Linked DNA regions of Homo sapiens: all the other regions are linked to region 2. A link is a loop called in an ENCODE intact Hi-C map of the cell type or tissue named here. Cell type or tissue: IMR-90. All regions are shown on one strand.

Region 1 (8,000 bases), 280 kb after region 2:
ACCTTTGCTGTCATAACTTACCTTTAGATATAATAGTAACCAACATTTATTGAATATTTACTATGGGCCAGGCACTATTCTGAATGTTTTTCATACCCATTTAATCCTGGCAACAATCCTACAATATAGGTATTATTATTACCTTTATTTTACATATGAACTGAGGCAACCGAGATGCAGAGAACATACTTACCCAAGGTCATACAATTGAAGGACGTCCAGGATTTATGCCTGGTCTGATTTTTCTCCAATGTCCATGCTTTTAACTAGTAAAATTTATTATCTATACTCAACCGTTAACGTGATAGAAATTGTCTTTATTTCAGGTATTTCTTAAAGGGTATAAACTCAGTGCACAGCTACCAAATAGTTTTCAAAGCTCAAAAATGGAAAATGATTTAAATAACATGTTATATTATAAATTAAAGTAAGGACAATCTGAAGAACCAATCATCTGAGTATTCCTTTAGATCAATGATTCTCAAAATGCAGTCCCCAGACCAGCTACATCATCATCCCATGGGAATTTGTTACAAATGCAAATTCTCTGTCACATCACAGACCTACTGAGTTAGAAACTCTGGGGGTTGGGCCCAAAAAGTTTATCAAGCCCTCTGGATGATCCTGCATGTGTAAGCCTAGGAGCCTCTGCTCTCCTACACAGTAAGCAAACGATGACCTGTGGGCCAAATTTGGCATAGAAACTTACTTTTGTATCACCCATAAGCTAGAAATTGTTTTTACATTCATAAAGAATTTTAAAAATACAATGAAGAGTAATATTTTGTGATGCGAAAATTATATGATATTTAAATTTCAGCATTCATAAATGAGTTTTATTGAAAGACAACCAAAGCTTGTGAATTTACATATTATCAACGTCCGTTTTTACACAAAAATTGCAGAGTTGAATAGCAGCAGCAGAGACTATACAACATGCAAAAACTAAGATATTTCCTTAATTAAAAAGTGTTTGCTGGCCCATGGCCCAATGAAACGTTGGTTTTCAACTGGGAAATCAGTGTCATGGTGATTAGAATCGCCTGCGAGGCTTTGTGAACATATAGGTGCAGCCAGCCACCCGAGAGCTACTGAATAAGAAACACCCAAGATGGAACTTAGGCATACGTTACTACAACAAAGACTATTGCAATCATGAGGTGAGTTTGAGATGCAGCCAGAATGGGAAACCCCATATCTAGAAACAGATTCATCTGTAGTATCTCAGACATTTCTTACAATAATTCTGAGAGAGGAGTTATTTATTAATTTCCTCCTTACTGATGGGAACACGCAAGTTCAGAGACATCAAGAACCTTGTCCAGTCACATAACTGGTAGAGTTTGAACACTGGATTTGAATGCAGGGCTGTACATCACAAAATCAATGTTTTAACTCCCTCCTTTATACTGCCTCTGTGCTTTTTTTGTTGAATGGTATTATTTCTGGGTCTCTTCCAAAGAATATCTTTAAATATTCTTTCACAGTCTCCTGGCTTCACTACTTAGCAGGTGTCTGGTTGCCAGGTTTTTAGAAGTTTTTACCATGTCTGAGTATTCCTTCTGGTTCTAAATTTATGTTTATCTGTCCAGGATCTGATCGTACTTTTCTGGCTTTGAGCTCATTTCCATTTGCCTGCTATTACCTGTAGATCCACCTTGATCTTGTACCTCTGTCAAGGTCAAACCTATTACTCTAGTTTTCAGCCTCAGAAGGAGGTGAGTGGTCCTTTACAAGGCACTGGATTGCTACATCATGGGTCATACCCTCAGCTGATGTTTAAACACCTAGCAGGTCGAGGCTGCAGTGACCCATGATCATGCCACTGCACTCCAGCCTGAGTGAGAGAGTGAGAGCCTGTCAAAAATAAGGAAGGAAGGAAAGAAGGAAGGAAGAATGGAAGGAAGGAAGGAAGGAAGGGAAGGAAGGGAGGGAAGGAGGGAAGGAAGGAGGGAAGGAGGGACGAAGGGAAGAAGGGACGAAGGGAAGAAGGGAAGAAGAGAGGGAGGAAAAGAGATGAGTGTGTGAAGCCACTATATTTGGGACTTCATCTGTCACAGAATCCAGTGTTGTTCACCTTAAATAATGCTGTACTTAAAGTCAACTCTGAGGAAAAGTTGTTTCCAAGTTGGATCTCAATCAGGATTATGACCAAACCAATCCTGCTGCAGAAGCACAAAATATTGCTTACAGAGTGATGGGAAAATAATGGCTACACAAACTGCATGGGTCAGAAAAATGGCATAGCACAGGAGCCTCATTTGTAGAGCTGTGCTTTACAAGGCCTGCTGTTGGGAAGCACAGACTCCCTGAACTCAAGACTTGCTAGATTGATAGCTTTCTCTAATATATGAACTCTCCTTTTGTTGAGCACATGGTCAGACTATATTTCTCAGGATCTCATGAGTGAATTGTGGCCATATGATTGTGTTCTGGACAGTGGAATGAGAACAAAAGCAATATATTCAACTTCTAGGCTTGACCCTTGGGAATCCCCATACCCAATCATGGTTTCCTCATCTGTCAAAGAGATAAATCTGAGGACCTAGGGGAGGGTAGAGACATAGCATGCTAGGAGCAGGAGTTTTGGTCTCTGAGTTTCTGCATGGAGTAAACCCCAACACACACACACACACACACACCAACAACCTGCCTTGGAATATGACATGAGCAAGAAATAGGATTGTGGCTGGACTCAGTGGCTCACACCTGTAATCCCAGCACTTTGGGAGGCTGAGGTGGGAGAATTGCTTGAGTCCAGCAGGTCGAGGCTGCAGTGACCCATGATCATGCCACTGCACTCCAGCCTGAGTGAGTGAGAGCCTGTCAAAAAGAAGGAAGGAAGGAAAGAAGGAAGGAAGGATGGAAGGAGGAAGGAAGGAAGGAAGGAAGGAAGGAAGGAAGGGAAGGAAGGGAGGGAAGGAGGGAAGGAGGGACGAAGGGAAGAAGAGAGGGAGGAAAAGAGATGAGTGTGTGAAGCCACTATATTTGGGACTTCATCTGTCACAGAATCCAGTGTTGTTCACCTTGAATAATGCTGTACTTAAAGTCAACTCTGAGTAATCACAGTTACCAAGTACAGTACTCCCCCTTTATCAGCAGTTTTACTGTCTTGGTTTTAGTTACCCATGGTCAACCATGGTCCAAAAATAAGTACAATAAGATATTTGGGTTGAGAGAGAGAGAGAGGTATTGATTTTCACATAACTTTTATTATAGTATGTTGTTATAATTGTTCTTTTTATTAGCTATTGTTGTTAAACTCTCATTGTGCCTAATTTATAAATTAAACTTTATCATAGGTATGTATGCATTTAAAAATATGGTATATATAGGCTTATTACTATCTGCAGTTTCAGGCATCCAGGGGGGTCTTGCAACATATCCCCTGTGGATACGGGATGACTGTTATATAGATGACTCAAAGCAGAGAAACACTGCAGTTATAAAAACTTTTTATATAATAGCCTGTTTAATCTCCAAAGCACCTATTTTATGGATAAGGAAACCAAGACACAGGGAGGCTGAGAAACTTGTTTCAAGTGACACAGTTACAAGAAGCAGAGCTGAGATTCAAACCCTGGTCACCTGACTCTAAAGTCTTCATTTATACTTGACTACTATGCAATAAAATATGCTATTATACTTTTGTAATCTACAGATTATCCTGAGTTAAAGATTGCTTCCACCACTGTTTTTAAGAGCCTGTTTCCTAGGGTGAGGTGGGTACAGTATTCAGTATTTATAGGTCTGATTTCATTGAATACCTCGTAGCAGTGCTATTATCTCCACAGAAGAAACACTAAAGTTTGACAGTTTAATGGTCAAGATACCAGAGCTGTTTTGAGCTGTTATTCTTACCCAAATCTTCAGATTCCAGATCCTGTGCTCTCACAAGTATGCTCTGCTGTCTCAAACCTGTCAAAACACCCCTTCTAGAACACTGTTTTCCTCCTGGCTGGATTCCTCCTGTCTAGAGGATTGCTTTGTTAGTGAAATGACATAATATATGGGAATGTGTTCTGTAAACCAGGAAACACTGAACAAACATAAGGCATGATTATTACCAGTAGTACTTAAGACAGAGAACAAACCATGACAACCCAATTGCATGTACTTCCTTATTATTCAGAAAGGGAGCTCAGAGGAAAAGTCTTGCCTGGGGAATTCAGTACAATCTGAGTGTATACTCTGCAGTTCATTCAGAAAACTGATTCCACAGTTCTCTTCCTAAGTTCTGCTTCCCAAGTAATTGGGTAATATCCACGTACATGCAGTGCAGTAGGATCACCTCTGCCTCACGCATCCGTGCCTCATTTCCTCACTTAATGCCTTCTCAGTTCCGTTATTTATTTTCTTTAATATTACTGCAGTACAGCAGAATGAGTCACACTCCCTGCCATTCCCAGTAGCACCCTCGAAGGCCCACAAAACAATCCGGTGATTTATGAGGACTTTTTCTACCCAAATGATACACAATCACAGAAGCTGGCTTTTCACTGCCTCGGTCTCCAGATCAGGGACAGGTTTCGGATATCAGCTCAGAGAAGGGGTTTGGATCCTTTGGCGGAGCCCGTGCAGTGGGGTCGTTCTAAGGCAGGGTGAATTGGATGACTGGATGGGGCAGAAATGGTGTAAATGAGGGTTTGGAAGACAAGCAAATGCAGTTTCCAGGAAGAGGAGTCATAAACACAGGAACTCAGGCTGTATACTAATGCTAAGAATGAGAAGGCTGTATATCTAAACCAGTGATTCTCAACCAAGGAACCCTAAGGGGCACTTGGCAAAGTCTGTAAACATTTTTATTTGTCACTAATGGTAACAAGTAAAGTGGGTGCTGGTTGGGTACTACTTACACCTAATAGATAGAGGCCAGGGATGCTTTTTAAATTTATTTAGTTATCTCTATATATTTATAAGAATTATATATATTTATGGTATACAACATGATGTTTTGATGTATGTATACATTTTGGAATGGCTAAGTCGAGCTAAGGAACATATCTACTACCTCACACACTTATTATTTTTGTGTAGCGAGAACATTTAAAATCCACTCTTTTGGCAATTTTGAAGTATATAATGCATTGTTATTAACCATAGTCACCATGTTGTACAATAGATCTTCTGAACCGATCCTCCTTTCTAACTAGAATTTCGTATCCTTTTACCAACATCTCCCCAACCCCCAACCTCCACTCCTGACCCCCAGCCCCTGGTAACCATCATTCTACTCTCTGCTTCTACGAGTTTCAACTCTAGATTGCAGAAATGTGAGATAAGGCAATACTTGTTTTGCTGTCCTTGGCTTATTTCACTTAGCATAATGTCCTACATTTTCATCCATGTTGTCACAAATGACAGGATTTCCTTATTTTTTAAGACTGCATATTATTTCATTGTGTGTGTGTATATATATAAATGTGATATATATATATATATATATCATTTTTTTCATCTATTCATGGTTGATGGGCACTTAGATTAATTCCACATCTTGAGAATTATAAATAATGCTGCAATAAACTTGAGAGTACAAATATTCCTTAGACATACAGGATTGCTTTTAAGCTTTCTACAATGCACAGGACAGCCCTCTCACAACAACGAATTATCCATCTGAAAGTCAATCGTGTGGAAGTTGAGAAAACCTGCTCTAAAATCAAGAGAAAGATCCTAGTTCCATTCCGACTTAGAGGTTGAACCATGGGACCATGATAAGGGGAGACACTGAGTCTCTAAACCCTTGGCAACACAAGTGTTTTCTTCTACCCAATGGTACCTGTTTTGAAAGTTTAATTATATCACCTTCTTAACTTAAAGATGGAGCTTTACAATTAAGCAAGAGGTGGTGACATTTGTGCTGGATAGACCCTAACTTGAATTCTTGGTCAATTGCTTACTAGCTTTGAGACCAGGCAGAATGTTTTTAACCTCTCTGTGCCTAAATTCCAACATCTGTACAATGAAAATAATAATAATTAACTTGCACAGTAGCATGAACATTTAATAAATTGCTGAAGTTTCAGATGTTTGCAGCTAAAGTTTAAGATCCTTGCCATCAGATCTACAGTCTAATATCCATGCCAGCAGAGAAGGCATTTTTGATGCTTGCTATGGGTTAGTGACTTTATACACATAATAATTTCACTTATTCAACAGCATTTAAAGTAGACTGTTGCAGTGGCTATAAAAAGGAGAGAATGGGCACCACATTATCTCATCTAGACTGAGGTTTTCCCAGCAGGGACCTTAATTGTACTTTTGTGATGAGACATTTTCTTAGTGCAAAACAGGACAATATTTGACTCCCTAGAAAGACTGTTAACAAATTTTCCCTTTGCATCCTTGACATTATCCTCCCTCAGCTCCCACCTATCTCTTTGACTTTTTTTGTGTTTTGTTTGGTTAATCTCCTTAAATAATGCATTTTAAAGTTTAATGTATTCCTGAAATTCTGTCCTGAATCTTCTGTACTTCTGACTCTTTCTCATTCATTCCTAAATAACACCCCCCCTGAGTGACTTCATATACATTCAAGATCTCAACTGCTTCTTCTAGGAGCAACATCTCCCGAATTGATTTCTAGCTAAAAACAATTTGAAGTCCTACAGAGCATCAGCTTCACAAAAGAGGCAGTCTTGTCTAGTGGTGAACAAATACAGGCTTGAAGATACATAGAACTGTAGTAACGTTTGACTCTGGCACTTAACAAATGGAGCAAATTAACTTCTCTGAGACTTCATCCTCAAAATAAAAAAGAATAATACCACATTACATGGCTTTTGTGATGATTAACATAAGGAGGGTCTGGTAGAGTTTCTGACATTTAATTAACCCACAATATTTTTACTCAACATAGATACCTTAAACGTAACTGTTTCCAATTGTAAATTACTTTTCCTGTATTTCCATTTGCCAAAGGAGAAATCCTTACTCTTTTTTAACTTCCACATTGAATACCTATATGTTCTAATTCTAATTCTATTTTGGTTCTGACCTTTCCTTCCATTCTCAGTGTTTCTGCCTTAGTTTGGGCCTTTATCACTCCTTACCTGGATTACTGCAATAGCCTCAAACTGTGTCTCTCTACCTCCCCTCTCCCCACTTCCCTAAATTCCTACTAAAAGAACTAATCACTTACATGAAAAAAAACTAATCACTTACATTTCACAAACTCATATTGGCTTCATTTGACTTTGAGAATAAAATTCAAACTGTTTAGTCTACAAGGTTTATGGTCTGGTTTCTGCTTTCTTCTTTAGCCCCATCACCACTCCACCTGATGAACTCTAATCTTCATTTTTCACTCACCTTGTAGCAGGCATTCTCCATCACCTCCAAAGATAGTGAAGCGCCTCTTCCTCTATGTTCCTACATCACTGGAGCTCACCTCTGTCGTAGTATGTATCACATTATTGTAATTATTTGCTCTGTGTCTGGCCAGATGTACTGAGTCCATATGAAATATTTAATAAACATTTGTTTTTCAAAGGAATGACTGATGTATGAATTTGTCTTGCAATATGAAAGACAGCAGCTACTGTCTTTGGTGTGTAACTGTGCTTTACTAGCCTGTATTGCCTATCTCTTTCTACTATGCTGGGCAAGTTAAATTGGTTTATTCATACCTGAAGTTTAGAAAGAAAATAGTAATAAGTCATGCATACATATATAGAATCATACACACATACAGGTTCCCAGTATAAATGTAATCAGAGCAATCATTTGATAAACAATTATTTGATTAGTGAAATTATCTTTTGTATATGCAGCCTGAAAGTCCATTGGGTCATCAATGGCCAATAATTCTCCCTAATTCAGCCTTTAAATGTGCCTTCATATTCTTATAAAACACATTTCTGAAAAAAAGACTGCTATATAAGGAAAAGGTCAAATGCATCTGAAGACTAGCTTTAAGAGTTGTAGTTTTCTTTGCCACGAAGGCTTGCCAGCACAGCCTGGTGCAGTAGAAGGGTCCAGCTTTTGCATCTAGATAA
Region 2 (8,000 bases):
GCATTTGAAAATTTGTTGTTCTCAAGTACAAGTAAAAGCCTGTACAACTTTAAATATTTACCATAGAATCATATTGGATAATAGTATTAGTAAGGGGAAAAATCCCCTTGAACCAAAAATGTGTTAGACAAACTGTGCATCCTGACTCAGATGTTCTTATTTTTTTGATAAAAGTATTCCAAAAAGAGAATAAAAGATAATTTTATCACATGGATAAAATTCATCTGAACCAAAGTGATCTCTAAACAGATTGAGTTTTATTATAGTATAAAAAAATATGCCCTCAGGTAGCATCACCTAAGGAGTAACTGAAGCCTTCAAGGTCCCCATATGTTTCTACATCTATTAAAATGCATAAAAGCCTTCCTTTATACTATTAAGTTATATTAGGTTATTGAGGATAATTACTTCAAAACTGTTTAAATCTAATCAAGTAAGATTCCTCATTTGTTTAGTTATTATTCATTAAGCACTTACATTAATATTTAGACTTTTGAAAATTCAATAGTACTTTTTAAAAACTTGAGTCAGCTAATAGTAAGAGACACAACACAACGATTTTTTTCCTGAGGGAGGTCACATGTGTCAATACCAGTAGCTTCTCTGAATAATCGGTGTAAGGTGGCCAATGAGGAGTAGTCATGTAGAATACTTAATATTGACACAATAGAACAGATCTAGAATCCACATTTTTCTCTGGGGTGGAAGATACTTTTTTGTAGAGTCAGGAAGCCATTATGTCTACCAAAGCCTGCCTTATCTCACAGTATGCATTGAACACAGAGGCTGAGAAAAGTAGGAAATGCCTTGGCTGCTGAAATAGAGAGAAGCCATTCCTACTTAATAAGTAACTGACAGTAGAAAATTTATAAATTATATTTTGAAGGAACTGACACTTTTTATCAGTATCATTGGTGAAAATTCTACTTAAAGAATAACTTAAGTCTTAGCATTTACAAAGATAGATAATGTTCTACAATTGAAAATCAGTCACAGACCCAGATGATTGCAATGAGTATGACAAACTATTATAAATGGTGCTGGGTGCTATAGTGGAAAGGAAGCATCAACCATTCTGATGGAAATGTGAGGAAATAGAGAAATCTTTCTGGGGAAGCAAGATCTGAGAAGATTTTGAGGTCTGAATAGAATTTACGTAGGCAAAGAAGGAATGCATGTGTTTCAGACAAGTGGAATTTCCTGTGCCAAGTCAGAGAGGAATGAGAGAGCATGGTGCATTCAGATAAGTGAAAGTTGCTCAGAAGGAATGGGAGCATTTATTGAATGGAGGGGATTGGTGACGCATGAAGTCAGGGAGCAGACAAGGGTCAGATATGAAATGTTACATTAATGTGTTTGAATTATTTTCCTGAGAGTGACATGAGAGCTTATTAAAGAATTTTAAGTAAGGACATGACATAATTACATTTCTTGTTTTAGGAAAACTATTCCAGAATCATTGAGAAGAATGTATTGAACAAGGTATGGACCAATATAGGAAGAAATCTTTTGAGTATCTTGCAAAAATTGAGGAGTGAGGTGATGAAAGCCTGAAGATAGGAAGTGTTAGGACAGAAATGAATAGAATGGAGGAAAACTGTATAAATGTTAAAATGCTACATGTAAAAATCAATTCTTTAGGTATTGAGGATTGGGAAAAAAGATTCTCAGAGGACTGGGTGGATATTTAGTGGTGCTCACTGAAATATGCAATGGGGAAACAGAGGCTGTTGAGGTATAGGGAAAGAGGGATTCAACTTGGAAGGGAATTTGATGTCAGTTGGTCATAATATCACCAGGAAAATTTAGTGATTAGGAAAATTTTTAGCACAGTAATTGATTATGTTGGTATCATCAGAAGTTTGATTTCATCACAGCTTAGCTAAGGAAAAAGGTGTCTTGAAAGAAAAGTTATTGAGATATCATTTCTGAAATCACAATTATTTTGTGTTTCCTCAGTGGTTTTTCATGGAAAATATTCTGGATAGTAAAAGAATACCATTTTTAGATTTTCTCACTTCATGTGATAATTCTTTTTAGGAGCACAGGAAGTGAATTGCTTGTGGCACATCTGGATGGAGATTCCCAGTAGCTATGAAGCCTACAACTATTGCATTAGTGAGTGAGAGCTTCACTGAAAATATAGACTTGAGAGAGGCTTCATAGGTAAGAGTTAGGCAACTGAGAAGAATGAGAAGAAAATGAAACACTCCTTAGCAAAAATTGAGGTAAAAGGGAGTGTGCTGGAAGAAGAAAAGTTGAGAAATTCATTGAAAAAAGACTACAAGGAAATTCGATTCCAGCTGACAAAAGGCTGTCTCTGTTTGCAGAATTTGCATGTATTTTCTTTTTAATTTGCCAGTTTTAAACTGAAAGAACAAGAGCTGAAAGTCAATTGATAGGTCATGAGTCACCAAGTATTTGACTGTTAGTATTATGTTAACAATCTGAGTGTATCAGCCAGCAAGCTTTTCAGGACCAGCAGATGTTGCTGGCATTAAGAACATGAGGGTTTCCAGCTTCATCCACGTTGGGGGAGGGGGGGAATAGCATTAGGAGATATACCTAATGTAAATGATGAGTTAATAGGTGCAGCATACGCACATGGCACATGTATACATATGCAACAAACCTGCACGTTGTGCACATGTACCCTAGAATTTAAAGTATATATAAAAAAAAACCATGAGGGGAGATGAGCACAAGATGAAAGGCCCATAGAAATGCTTTTAAAAAAATGAACAACAGGAATTGCTAATAATTTAAGGGACAAGAAAAAGGAATGGAAGGCTTGGGGACTGATGGCAGTGCAAAGACTTAATTTCCCATTGCATTAGCTTAGCAAAAAGAATCTGGGTGGTCCATCACCACACTCTTCCCTCTTGGGAGCAAACTACAGCCAAAGACATCTGGAATGGTTGTTTGAAAAATATATATATATGGGGAGAAATCTTGACATATTATCCTAAGAAGCAAATTAGGGTAATATGTGTAATGTCTTAAATCTTTTTGCAATGTTATGAAATTGATGTATTAACTAATATGGTTTCCAAGTAATAGAAAGATGGAAATGTTTAAGATTGTGGCTAAAAAAACACATTAACAGCAATACATTATTCTAAATACTGAGGCTCAGTAAATTCTGAAAGCACATCTACAACTATAGAATAATAAAGAAATAATAAAACAAGAGATAGGCCCAAATGCTAAATGTAGAAATCCCGAAGCAACATTATCCTCTAATTGTCCTAAATCATGTGGTTTATGAGCAAAGAGCCAGCACCTACATTCTAATTGCTGGCCATGAGTCAGCGATCACTGACTTTCTTCCTCTAACAGGGCCTTGACCTTGGTCTGGATTAGTGGGAAATTAACACACTCGTCTTGAAATTTTAAATACTTGAGCCTGAATCTACCAAATCAGGACATTCAGATTTTTAAAAACCTTCAAGAGTTATGTTTTGAGAGTTCTTAGAAGATGTCTCAAACATGATCAAGAAAATATCTCCATCATCAATTTGACTAGTTACCTGGTGATACTAATTTTCCACTTGTCTCCTGCCTAGACTCCCACTCCCACTAAATGTAAAAATGTCACTACATTTTTCAGACACTGCCAGGAACCTCCATAGCTTCTACAGAGTTCTGCAGTCTGATGCTGCAGGGCATTGCCAGCTCTTGCCAGTCTCATGCTGTGATGGGACACAGGAAGTGATCACTGGGCTGTGTAATTTTCTTTTGTGAAAGAAGGAGGGATTGGCTTTCATTCTCTTGTGTTATATCCTGTTAGAGGGTTCTAAAGCAGCATTCCGTTGGTACCAAAGTCCATTTATTCATGGAGCAAACATTTAAAGAATGTGTACTCAGTCCAGGCATAGTGCTTGGTGCTGGATATAAAATAGTTAGCAAAAGCACCCACGTTAAGTAGAAGAGCCAGACTTTACTCAAATAAGTCCAATAATGACGCACACAAGACCACAATCACAGGAAGAATTCTAAAGGAAGAGACTGCTATGAGATTTGAAGGATTAGTAAGCACTAGCTAAGTAATGTAGGGATGCACAGAGTGGGAACAAGGGGTCCATTATCACAGCAAAAGAAATCACCCAAAGATTCTGTGCCAGTTGGAGTGTGAAACTTCTCAGGATCTGAAAAAATCCAGAGTAGGTAAATTACAGAGAATAAGGGAGAGAATGCTGCAACCTGATGCCTATAAGAGCTAGAATAGCCTCGTTAAGGTCTGATGTCTTACTCAAGAGTAAAGTATTATAAGCTGGGTGGTGAGAGGAGTAAGTGTCCTTATCAAAGTAGTGAACTGCTGTAGAGTTGATTAAAGACAGGTAAGATTTATCTGAAGAGAGAGAAAACTTTGGTGTTTTATATAGAGTCCCCTCCCATCCCCTTCACTCATATTCTCATTAACACTGATTTAGAATCTTAGAATCTAGTCTGAGGAAGTGGCTGTACTTGGAGATCAATCTAAGAAACAGCTTATTGCAGTCAGATTTGTTCTTCTCCTCTGATTCTGGCTTTCAAACTGGGTCCACCTTTTTGTTCATGGCTCTGTAAGATGCACTTTATTAAAATTAACTTTAGATAGGACTCTTCCAGCAATTTACCAAAGATGTCCAGCCCTTTTTGTACCCCAACCCGTTACATTTCAGCTGGGATCCCCACTCTATCAGGACACAGAAAGTGCATCTTCTTCAGTGCTCAAAACCTCAGTGTCCTTAAAATATCCTGTATTGATGTATCAGCCCCTCAATTCAGAGAAGATAGTTCCTCTGATCATATGACTTCATCATTTCATCCCATAAATTGGGATTTATGATCCAAATAATAGTCACTCTTTCATTGAGTCTGTAACATCTAGATTAATGTACATGTTTTGTGGTTTCCATTATCATATCTGGTTAACAACACCAACTATAAAATTTAAAGGCAGAATAACATAGTGATTTCACTTCATGTTAGACAGATATGGGCACAAATTCTAGGTTAGGTGCTTACAACTCTGAAATCTTAGGCAAGTTTCTTCAATCGCTGATACTAAGTCTCTTTATTTGAAAAATAGTGGTAGGCCAGGCACGGTGGCTCATGCCTGTAATCTGAGCACTTTGGGAAGCCAAGGCGGGTAGATCACGAGGTCAAGAGATCAGACCATGCTGGCCAACATGGTGAAACCCCATCTCTGCTAACAATACAAAAATTAGCCGGGCATGGTGGTGGGCGCCTGTAATCCCAGCCACTCGGAAGGCTGAGGCAGGAAAATTGCTTGAACCCATGAGGCGGAGGTTGCAGTGATCCAAGATTGTGTCACTGCACTCCAGCCTGGTGACAAAGCGAGACTCTGTTTCAAAAAAAAAAAAGAAAAATAATTGTATAGTAGTAGTGAGTATATAATTTAACAAAAGTATATGTAAAGTGTTTGGGAATGTACCTGAAATTTCACATTGAAAAATTATGATTATTGCTGTATCATTGTTATTAATCAAGTTTAATGGTCAACAGTACAGTATGATAAAGATGAAATGTATTCTATAAAATCTTACCTTTTTCTTTTCTTCATATTTAGTAAGAATTTATGTTGTTTATATTAGCATTATCTTTTCTTAAGAGAATAGTAATCTCTTAATGAGATTATTTCTTACAAGGCTTCATAAAAATGGAAAACTTAAGTTTTTCATTCTAGTCCAAAAGCATATGGGAAAAACAGTTTCAGAAGCTTTAAATATTAACAAGAGGAACACAGCATAATGATACAGGGAAGAAGTGAGAGCATGAATGCTCAGAATTGCTTTTAGTGGAAAGAAGCAGCCAGCATTTGTTGAGAGCTAAAGATCTTTTTTTTTTTAAATAGATATGAATTTAATTGGCAGGACTTGGCATCATTTACAGGAAAACATGTTTTATTTATTTCAGTTTAAATATATTTCAAACACTATTTTAAAATACAGTTCTGCCAAGTGATGGGGCAGCTGTTAAGTGGTTCAGGATTTAATGCCCTCGTTAGCCTTTTGCCTCTAAGGCCCTTGATCTACCTCTATGTAATTAAGCTCATACATTAAATTAGTTTTATGGGATAAGGGAGCCCCAAGTGGTATGGACATTAGATACTAGGAAGACATTTTGGATAATTGGCAGTTTCAGCTTGAAAACCACTTGGGGTGAGAATGAATGGGTGCTCAAGTTTAAAAGGGCATCAGCAAAAATAAATACCAGTGATGAAATTGAACTCTTCCTTCCTGTTTTTAATCAGGGCCAATCAGCAGCAAAATTATAAAGTAAATGAGAATGTCGTCATTGGAATTCCATCTCTATGAGTGTTTTTTCTACCTCTTTTCTCTCAAATTATCACAAAGTTGGAATTCCAACTCAAGCTGACTCTTAAGTAATATGTTGTACTTCAAATTATGAAATGTTTTATTTCAAAAGGAGATATCTGGAAAGAATAAAACAAATAGAAATGAATTTCTCATATGAAGTTATCACCACTTAATTTACTCTATAAGTAGGGGAAAGTTTTGCATGTGTAGGAAAGCTTGAAATCATAGAATCAATATGACCTTGCCCAGGGTTCAAATGCCTTGGTGGGTTACATGTTTTGTGTTGTAACAATCTGACCCTTGGGTCCATCTCATAGTGATTACACTCTCATGGGTGTATTTTGGAGAGGATAAAAGGAGATATAAGGCTTGTAAAGTGTCTTGAATCATGTCTGACACAAAGTAAGCATCTCAGGTTGTTGGTTTTGTGCTTACCTGACTCAATCCCTTCTTTGCTGAGTAGATCCTTTGCTCATTCTGCAAAACCGGCATTGCCTTTAGAATCACATGCAGAAATATCAGAGATGGCTGTTTTATTTCCATGGGGATATTATTATAGAATTTTACATCTGAAAGTGGCTTTAGTTTGCAAGTAAGAAAGCAGGTTGAGAGAGAAAGTGGCTTCTCCAAGGTCACAAATATAGCAGTAGCAGTAGTCTCAACTCCTAATTCGTCATGCTTCCTTTCCCTGAGCAGCAAGCAGGTGCTCAGTGGCAAATACTTGTCAGTGATTGATTGACTAAGAATATTAAATTTTTCCATCTGGATGTGTGTATTTTGGGGGTCGCTGGAGTCTGAATTGGGGAGGAGGAACCTCACCGAAGTAGTTTCAGCCTATTTGGTTCCTATCTTTAGAAAAAAAAACTCCTTTAGCCAATGTTTTCAAAAGAATAATTGCATTATATTCATAACCAATTCAAACTCATTTAAACAACTATTTCTTTCCCATATAAGAAGCATGGTGAGCATTTCCACTCCATCTTGAAATAATATTTTCATTTTCAAGTCTAAACATAGTAACTAGCGTAAAGTCTATCTAAACTTAGCCGCTAATAGCCCAGGCTGTTAAATTTGTCATTACAATAATTCTTTTTTTCCTGAGTGCAAAATTATCACAGCTTAAGATGAAACAATCTTTTGTTAAGCAACCAAAGCCATTGCTTTTAGTCACATGATTTACAGAAAATAAAGAGGGCCATACAACATATCTTACCTTGTATCAGCAGATGACAGAGCCGCAAGGTATTACACGACCATTTCCAATGAAAGGGATGGTAGGTGGTAGAGTTGGCAGCAATTACATTAGGTGGTGGGGTCTATAACCAGGAGACTCTGTAATTACCTTCAAGGGGACTGATATTCTTGTGAGGAAGAGGATGTGATGTGGTGCATATTCTATTGTCCATCATAATGAAAAAGTAAAATAAAGGAAAGTAAAAGGCTTTCTTGGTATTATTTCCTGACTCATTTGCCCTCTAAATGTGAGTGTAACATCACAATGAAATAATCTTCATACATAATGCTTTGCTCCTAGTTTCTTAAACTTGTATACGTTAAACAAAATTAAAATACAATTATAGACATTACCAGGAAGGAAGACAGTTTAGGAGGTCATCTAATTTGTCTCTTTAATTTATTGCTGGATCACATTTAAGTCACGCCAGGTGACGGAAA
Region 3 (8,000 bases), 270 kb before region 2:
TTCCAATTATTTATTATTCAAAATGTTATCAAGACAGCTAAAAGAACTTGAGTATATAAAGCTCAAGATACTGTCATAAGGTCTTTAGGATTTAAAACATATATTATGAATCTCTGTATTTCCAGGACTCTGCTCTGTTACAGGTGAATTTTGTCTTAAAACTCAACTTGGGCATAGTTGGACATGAATCTGTCAGGGTTTCTTTGAAAGCTATCTCTTAGGTCTGATCCTGTGACTTCTGTCAGTCACTGGGTAAAAACAAAGTTAAAAAAAAAAAGAAAACCTCATGCAGGAGGAAAGAGAATTGACATTTGTCAAGCAACAGCATGATACCAGGTCTTAAAAATATACCTTTTTCTCAATTAATCCTCATAACTAATACATGAATATGTATTATGTCTTTGTGTGTTTTACAGATGTGGAGGCTGTTACTCACAGAGGTTAATAACCTCCACCAGGATCACTCAGATATAAGTGGCAGAGTTTACATAGAACCCAGGTCTGTCTTATCACAAGGCCTCATTTTTTTTCCCCATCTAATATTTACTTATTTAGGCCTCTGGCTAGCTGCAAGTGTGTTCCTTTACCCAGATACTTCCTCTTCCATATTTAAAAGAATAGACACAAAATATGTAGAAAGTATGGTAAACAGTAAAATAGATTGAAGGTAAGTTTCAGTTTTTTTTCAATAAAGCAGCAAGAAATTTCCTCTCCTGAGCTAATATATTTAAATCCGTTAAAAAAATGTTGTAGGCAACTACTGTAATAAATCTGGTTTCTTTTCAAGAGAAGCACTTGCAAAAGGCTGGGTTTCAGGATAAGGTCCTTCTAAAAAGTTCTATAAACAACCTCCCATTATCCATATCCATATACACACACACAAACACATACATGCACACATTTCTCAAAGTAGGTTTGAAATGCTCACTATCTATGACTTGCAAATTACTTAAAATTTCTGACCTAATGAGTGACATGGGAATAATAATTCCTGCCTCACAAAGTTATTGTAAGGACTGGATAACGTGATGTGGTTGAGTTTAGAACAGTGTCTGCATATTGTAAGGATTCTCTTGTGATTTCTCTCTCCGATCTTCACAGAGCATGAGCACCTTGAGGTCCTACTAGCACTGCCTTGGTGTCACATGTTAAGATAACTTTGTTGATATTCCATTTTCCCACAGTCCTAGTGGAATTTCAAGGAGTCTCTTGAAATTAGTTCATTGTCAATCAATGAGTTGTGCAAAATTGCTTTCTCATCTTCCCTTCAACCACTTGGATATCATCCTCAAGGTGACTCCTGAATAGTCCAAATCTGCCTATTAACAAGGCTTTATTCCCAGGATTTATCAATCCCTGGGAAAACAGAATGGAACATAAATTGTGGTGACCTTCTGTAACAGTCATATATAACTCTGAAGCAATTAACATTTACAATTTAGATGTATACGTGTTTGCGTTTTTTAAGCAAACTCAAGAACCAAAGTATGAGATGCATATAAGCAATAAGAAATGTCTTATGGCTCTCCAACACACCAGATTTGCCCAATTCCTTAAAAGTCTGATTATTTTCACGATCACAACCAATGTTGATCCTAGTATGCCATTGTAAAAGCTCCTTTATCAATCAAAATTTTATTTGTTCAAAAAGATAAGTCTTGCTTTCTCCAAATGATATCTCCCAAAGAAGATATTCTGTGGACCACATCTAAGGGAAATGTGTCTATATTAAACCTGACTTTTAACAGAAATAGGAAACATTTTGCATTTTTTGCTCCATGGTCATTCTTTGACTGAATAATGCAATTCATGCTGAGAAATGTACTCTCAAGCTGTGTATCAGAGCTCCAGAATTCTGGAAAAAAATTGTATCTTTATCATTTTGATGACTGATCTTAATGATTCCAGTGTGCGATATTTTCTTCAGTAACCAAATGCTTAAACTTCATGTTCTGACATTAGCATAGAAAGCAAAGTGAGCTCAAATGTATCTCCAATCAGTTTGCCTTATATATGAATAGCTTTATCTTCTACCAATAAATAAAATTATCTTCCAGGATAAAGCCTGGGGTTAATCTTGAAGAATTCGAACTTGTGTAAGTAAATAGATTGTTTTTGGAAAAGTATAGAAGTGGCCACCAAACAGATCATGGTTTATTCAGGAAAAAATAATTCTGTGGTTGTTACCTGTTCCACAAAATGCTCAACCACATCTTGCTTTGCTTTTTCAGATTCAATTTTCTTTCCCACATCATTCCAAAATTGCAGCTAAATATAGTGCTTTTTAGACTTGCCAAGTTGTGACTCCCTAAAAGTTAACTTGGAAATATCTGTCACAGATATTGACAGAGTGACCAAAGCAGACCTGTGACTTTATTTCAGGGAGAAGTGCCTGGCAGGAAAGCCAAGTGATGTTATATTTCAAAGGATTTAGGCAGGCTAGGGAAAAAATGCAGTATCTGAAAGAAAATATTACATTTATTACTTCCTAGTCTTTTAGAAGCTCCCATTATGGCAGTTGCAAACAAACAAATAAAATTACAATAAATTCAAGCAAGCAGTCACACAAATAATCCAAAAAAAGGAAATATGTTTATGTACTCTAGAAACTGAAAGCCCCAGGGTTGATTAGTAATGAAATGCCTGTGGAATTAAAATAACATCAGAAAGATTTTTTAGAATAATAAACTGTCAAAAGTAAACCGCCCTACTCAAGATTCTGCTTGTTCCCGGCAAAGAGTTTCCAACACATTCTGGAACACGAGGAAAGTTCCTCATTTGCAAAAGTACAGCTAGCAGAATAGATAGAAGGAAGGCAGAAGACTTTATCTTTTCCTTCACCCTTCATTGTGGCCGTGATAAAAAGCTCCAGGGCCTCCTGTCCATGACCTTAGTCCTTTGGAGAAGGCTGGTGGGGGGAGTGCAGGCCAGGCTCAAGCTTGCCATTAGTCAGTGATCTGTGAATAGCTTTCGGTCCCTTAATGACGTGAGCGCAGGCTCCAAAGGGAGCGGGTGACTCAGAGCGCAGGAGGCTCAGAGATTGCCTGAGCAGCCATTAGCACGTCATTGGTAATCCCAGCGACACCTTTCACATCCGCGGTATTTGTCTCCATGCTCTCCGCGGAAGGCTGCGAGAATGTTTTATTTAAGGGCTCTGGGCTGCCTTCTGCCTGACAGGATTGCTTGTCTGCAGGGCTTACTAACACTTGCAGATCTTCCAAGAGAAGAGGGGTGGGGGATGCGGAATTCCTAGTATAGTTACAGGCCATTTCCGTGAACGCAGACATTATGCCTCTGCACTTTGGAAATTGCATGGCAGATTAAAACTGTAGCCCTTGTCCTTTTACTTCATGACAGAAAGAAGCAAAGGAAAGGCTCAATCATTGCTGCGCAAAGTCTGCTTAATTCCATAAATATCTATTAAACGTCTACTATGAAAGTAGTATAATATAAAATAGCGGTCAAGAGCACATCTTGTGGCATCTGATATAGCTGGATTTGAATGACAGTTCTGTTGCTATTTGTGTGACTTTAGGTGAGTTACTTAAAGTCTCTGAGCCCCGTTATCTGCAGAATGGATATAACAGTGACCTTCTCAAAGGATTGTTGCAAAGGTTAAATGATAACAATGTATATATGGCACTTGGCAAATAATAAGGACGTAAGTGACAGCTATTTGATTTCTATGTACTGAGCACTGGGCTAGGCGCTGGGCTACCGGGGCACATAGGACACAGTTCCTCCTTGAAGGAACTCACAGAGCAAGGAGAAGCAAACAAGGAAACAAACAATTGTAGTGTGGGGGTGATAAGTCTATATTAGCATAGTGGTTCTAAAATTTTAATGTACATTAGGATGACCTGGGGATCTTTTTAAAATGAAGATTTTATAAGGAACTTAATTAAGCAAAAAAAAAAAAGCTAGAGAGAAAGAAAGAGAATCATTAAAGAGTAGGCAAAAGACGTGAACAGGCCCTTCTCAAAAGAAGACATAGAAGCAGCTAACAAATATGTGAAAAAATGCTCAACATCACTAATCATCAGGGAAATGCAAATCAAAACTACAATGAGATACTATCTCACACCAGTCAGAATGGCTATTACTAAAAAGTTGAGAAACAACAGATGCTGAGGCTGCTAAGAAATGGAAAGGCCACTGTTGGTGGGAATGTAAATTAGTTCAGCCACTGTGGAAAGCAGTTTGGAGCTTTCTCAAAGACTTAAAACAGAACTACTATTTTGACCCAGAAATCCCATTATTGAGTATATATTCCAAAAATCATTCTACCAAAAAGACACATGCACTCATATGTTCATTGCAGCACTATTCACAATAGCAAACACACGGAATCAACCTAAGTGCCCATCAATGGTGGACTGGATAAAGAAAATATGGTACATATACAACATGGAATACTATGCAGCCATAAAAAAGAACAAAATTGTGTCCTTTGCAGTAACATGGATGCAGCAGGAGGCCATTATCTTAAGTGAATTAACACAGGAATGGAAAACCAAATACTGCATATTCTTACTCATAGGTGGGAGCTAAACTTTGATTACTCATGATATGAAATGAGAACAATGGACACTGGGGGCTTCTAGAAGGGAGGAGGCAGAAATGGTGGCAAGAGTTGAAAAATTAACCCTTGGTTACTATGCTTGGTCTCTGAGTGACGGGATCAATCATAATCTAAACCTCAGCATTCTGCAATATACCCAGGTAACACACCTGCACATGTATCCCCCGCAACACCTCTGGAATCTAAAATAAAGGTTAAAACTATTAAAAGAAAAAAACAGAGAAGAAGATTTTGATTCAGTAGGTATGGCAGGGGAAAGCTGAGAATCTGCATTTCTGTCAAGCACCCAGGTATTGATGAGGGATGCTGGTCCAAAGACAGTACTTTGAGGAGCAAGAACCTAGAGCAATGGATGTATAGGTACATGGAGAGCAAATAAAGGGGCAGCAAGTTCTGCTGTGTTCACCTTTGAGTTTCTGCCTTGTGGATGCTAAACACTTTGCACCCTTTCTTCCAGTTCTTCTGTCTCCCTTCTAGCTGTCCAGGACCTCATTTGAATCCAACACCAAACACAAATGTATAATGCTAAGCAAAGGAAGGGACAGGGAAGCCAGGGACAACTTTGGAAAAAACAAATCTTGAGCTAGCTCTTCAAAGCTGTGATGGACATGCATGTTCACCTAGATAGGTGGGAGAAAAGAGCAGGAAAGTATGCCTTTACTGTCAAGTGCATAAAACTGTTGGTTTAACGTATTTTAAGAGCTAAGGAATATGCAACAGGAGTTAAATATAGTTATTGAACATTTGCCACATTTATGAACTTCAAAAATGTTAAGAGAACATTTTTATTTTTTCCTTCTCACACGGGAGGCTTTGGAAATGTGTACAATTAGCATGGATTATCAACCCCAGTGGGTGGGGAGTCCCATGTGCACCTCCCACGATTTCTTACGAGTGTAATTCCTGCAGGCAGCACCAAGCAAACACAGCTCTGGCTGCTTTCCTTTTGACAACTAAGGTTTCATTCCAAATCAAACCTAGAGGCAATGCTAGGGCTTAATTGTAGGCATTTCAGAGTTGGAATGGTTAGATTCGCACCCAGCCTGTATGCAAAACTACATTTGGGAAACTGACACTTTCTAGCATGGCTTTTCCATATTATCTGTATCTTTCCTTCCATTTGTCCACACCTCCAAGACTCTGCTCACTTGCATTGTCCTGCCTGGGGTACTCTCCCAGCTCTCCTTAACCAGTTGAATTTTAAAACCTAGTTCATTGTTCTAGTCTAGGCAATCTTCATCCCACACTATATTCTTTCTTTTCAACCAGATCATCCAGCTGCAACTGTAAGACTGTAAGGTCTTTGAGGGCAGAGTCTCTGTGTATTTTTTTTTTTTTTTTGAGACAAAGTCTCGCTCTGTTGCCCAGGCTGGAGTGCAGTGGCATGATCTCGGCTCACTGCAACCTCCACCTCCCGGATTCAGGCGATTCTTCTGCCTCAGCCTCCCAAGTAGTTGGGACTACAGGCAAGTACCACCATGCCTGGCTAATTTGTGTGTGTGTGTGTGTGTGTGTGTATTTTTAGTAGAGATGGGGTTTCACCATGTTAGCCAGAGATGGTCTTGATCTCCTGACCTCGTGATCCACCCACCTCTGCCTCCCAAAGTGCTGGGATTACAGGCATGAGCCGCCACAAGCCCAGCCTGTATTCTTTATACTACCTAATTCTGAGACATCTACATGGTAGGGGTCACAGCCTTAAACACTAATAGTGATTAGGGGCGTTTGCTTTGCAGTTGGTCTGTCCTGGGTTTGAATCCTAGCTCTGTGATTCGATAGCTGTCTAACCCTGAGAAATCACAATAGCAACAGCACAACCACACTAACAGTGTTAATCATGAATATTTCTTGAGTTCTTATGGTGTGCCAGGCCATTGTGCAAGTATTTTATGTATACTCTCTTATTCAATCATCGTAACGACCGTATGAGGTTGATGCTATTTTGCTTTGTCAAAGTCTTAATTTATTCATCTGTAAAATGAAGAGAGTAATTGCGATTTCAGTAATAGCCACCTTGTCTGTAAATAAGATGATATATGCAAAAAATTTGTCAGTGTGTTACATGAGTGATTATGCATATGTGGGCCTGTATGCATACACAAACACACAAAGACATCCTCACACAGACACACACACACACACACACACACACACCACACACACACACACACACACACACACACATATATATATGCTGAAACTATGTACTTGGGCAGCCCAAGCACTTCAAACTCATCTTGAAACACCAGCTGCTCTTCTTTTCTCCCCTATTTCAGTTATTCACATTACCACCCACCCACTCACTCAAGCCAGTAACCTAAGATGCATCCTAGGTACAACTTGTTCCCATAGCACATACTATGGTGCCACACACTTTATCTAAAAACCTAAACACTTTATCATAAAAACCTTATGGGGTCTGTATCCTTATATTCACATTCTACATTTTGATTAAACTTTAATACACAATCCTGTGAGGTGTGTACTTATTTTAGAGATGAGTAAACTGAGGCACAAAGTGAACAAGTAACTGGCATATGGTCTCCGCTTGGCCACAGTGCTATCCTAAGCCCCATTTCTAATTGATCACTATGTCCTACTTACACTACTTTATAGATGGTTTTCTAATCCATACCCTTTTTTTTTTCAATTCCCATTGCCATTTCTTAGAACTTTGCTACAATCACCTAATTGGTTTGTCTCTAATTTTTCACCCCTCCTAAATCATCCTCCACCTGCTACAACATTGACCTTTCTAGGGTGCACAGTTATTATTAATCTCTAGTTTATCATCTTTCAATGGTCCTAATTTCTCTTAGAATCTAAGTCTGAGTTTTGGGTCCTCCATCATGTGGCATCTCATCTTTTGTCTCCTACTTTCCCTATTTGTTACTTTATAAGTGAATTGAATTACTTGCAGTTACCAGAATTTCCACTGTAGGCAGTATGGATAGAAAAATAATAATAATGAAGGAGCCAGGTAGTGTATTAGGTATTTATGTATGTTATGAACCTATTCAATCTTTGGAACAACCCTATGTGGTTTCTACTACTGTAATTACCATTTTACACACAAGGCACAAAGTGGCTTACAAACTGAGGCAAAGAAGATTAAGTAACTTGCCCAATTTCACACAACTTAGATTTAAATCCAAGTAGTCTTGGCTCCAGAGTGTATGCTCTTTGCCAACATGCTTGGAAAAGCAAGTAGGGTATGCTGATGAAGTGAGAATGTATTTAAAGAAAGACCAGCTCTCTACCCAATCAGGTGCCTAAGGAGGGCATAGTCTGGTCTACATCCTTGCAGGTCCAGAAATCTGATCTCAATGCTATTCCTGCCCACATTCACAATGACCTGATTTATGAAGCCAGAATGCCAATTTACTAAGTTACAATGAGATCTACAACTCTCCGTTGA

The links. A loop is a pair of places that touch in the nucleus more often than their neighbours do. Peaks named below come from ENCODE experiments on the same cell type or tissue, not always from the same donor. Only the 100,000 strongest peaks of a DNase experiment are listed, where the experiment ranks them.
Region 1: a loop joins it to region 2, with 7 times the contacts of the local background. A loop is called at or near these places in 2 of 110 quality-filtered maps.
Region 3: a loop joins it to region 2, with 6 times the contacts of the local background. A loop is called at or near these places in 2 of 110 quality-filtered maps.

What each region holds. Positions count from the first base shown.
Region 1 is chr11:29,115,850-29,123,849 of GRCh38, forward strand. No RefSeq gene overlaps it. Among named protein-coding and RNA genes, the nearest start is that of LINC02742, 220 kb to the left of the region's middle. In IMR-90, no CTCF peak of the experiment used is centred here; DNase peaks (open chromatin) are centred at 3,402 and 4,312; H3K4me3 peaks cover 326 bases; H3K27ac peaks cover 4,613 bases.
Region 2 is chr11:28,832,655-28,840,654 of GRCh38, forward strand. No RefSeq gene overlaps it. Among named protein-coding and RNA genes, the nearest start is that of LINC02742, 66 kb to the right of the region's middle. In IMR-90, no CTCF peak of the experiment used is centred here; DNase peaks (open chromatin) are centred at 1,217, 2,447, 3,887 and 6,307; H3K27ac peaks cover 5,678 bases.
Region 3 is chr11:28,563,830-28,571,829 of GRCh38, forward strand. It overlaps LINC02758 (long intergenic non-protein coding RNA 2758), which reads left to right. Exons shown (of 8, transcript XR_002957243.2): 4 at 1-499. Among named protein-coding and RNA genes, the nearest start is that of LINC02758, 29 kb to the left of the region's middle. In IMR-90, no CTCF peak of the experiment used is centred here; a DNase peak (open chromatin) is centred at 3,022; H3K4me3 peaks cover 161 bases; H3K27ac peaks cover 2,091 bases.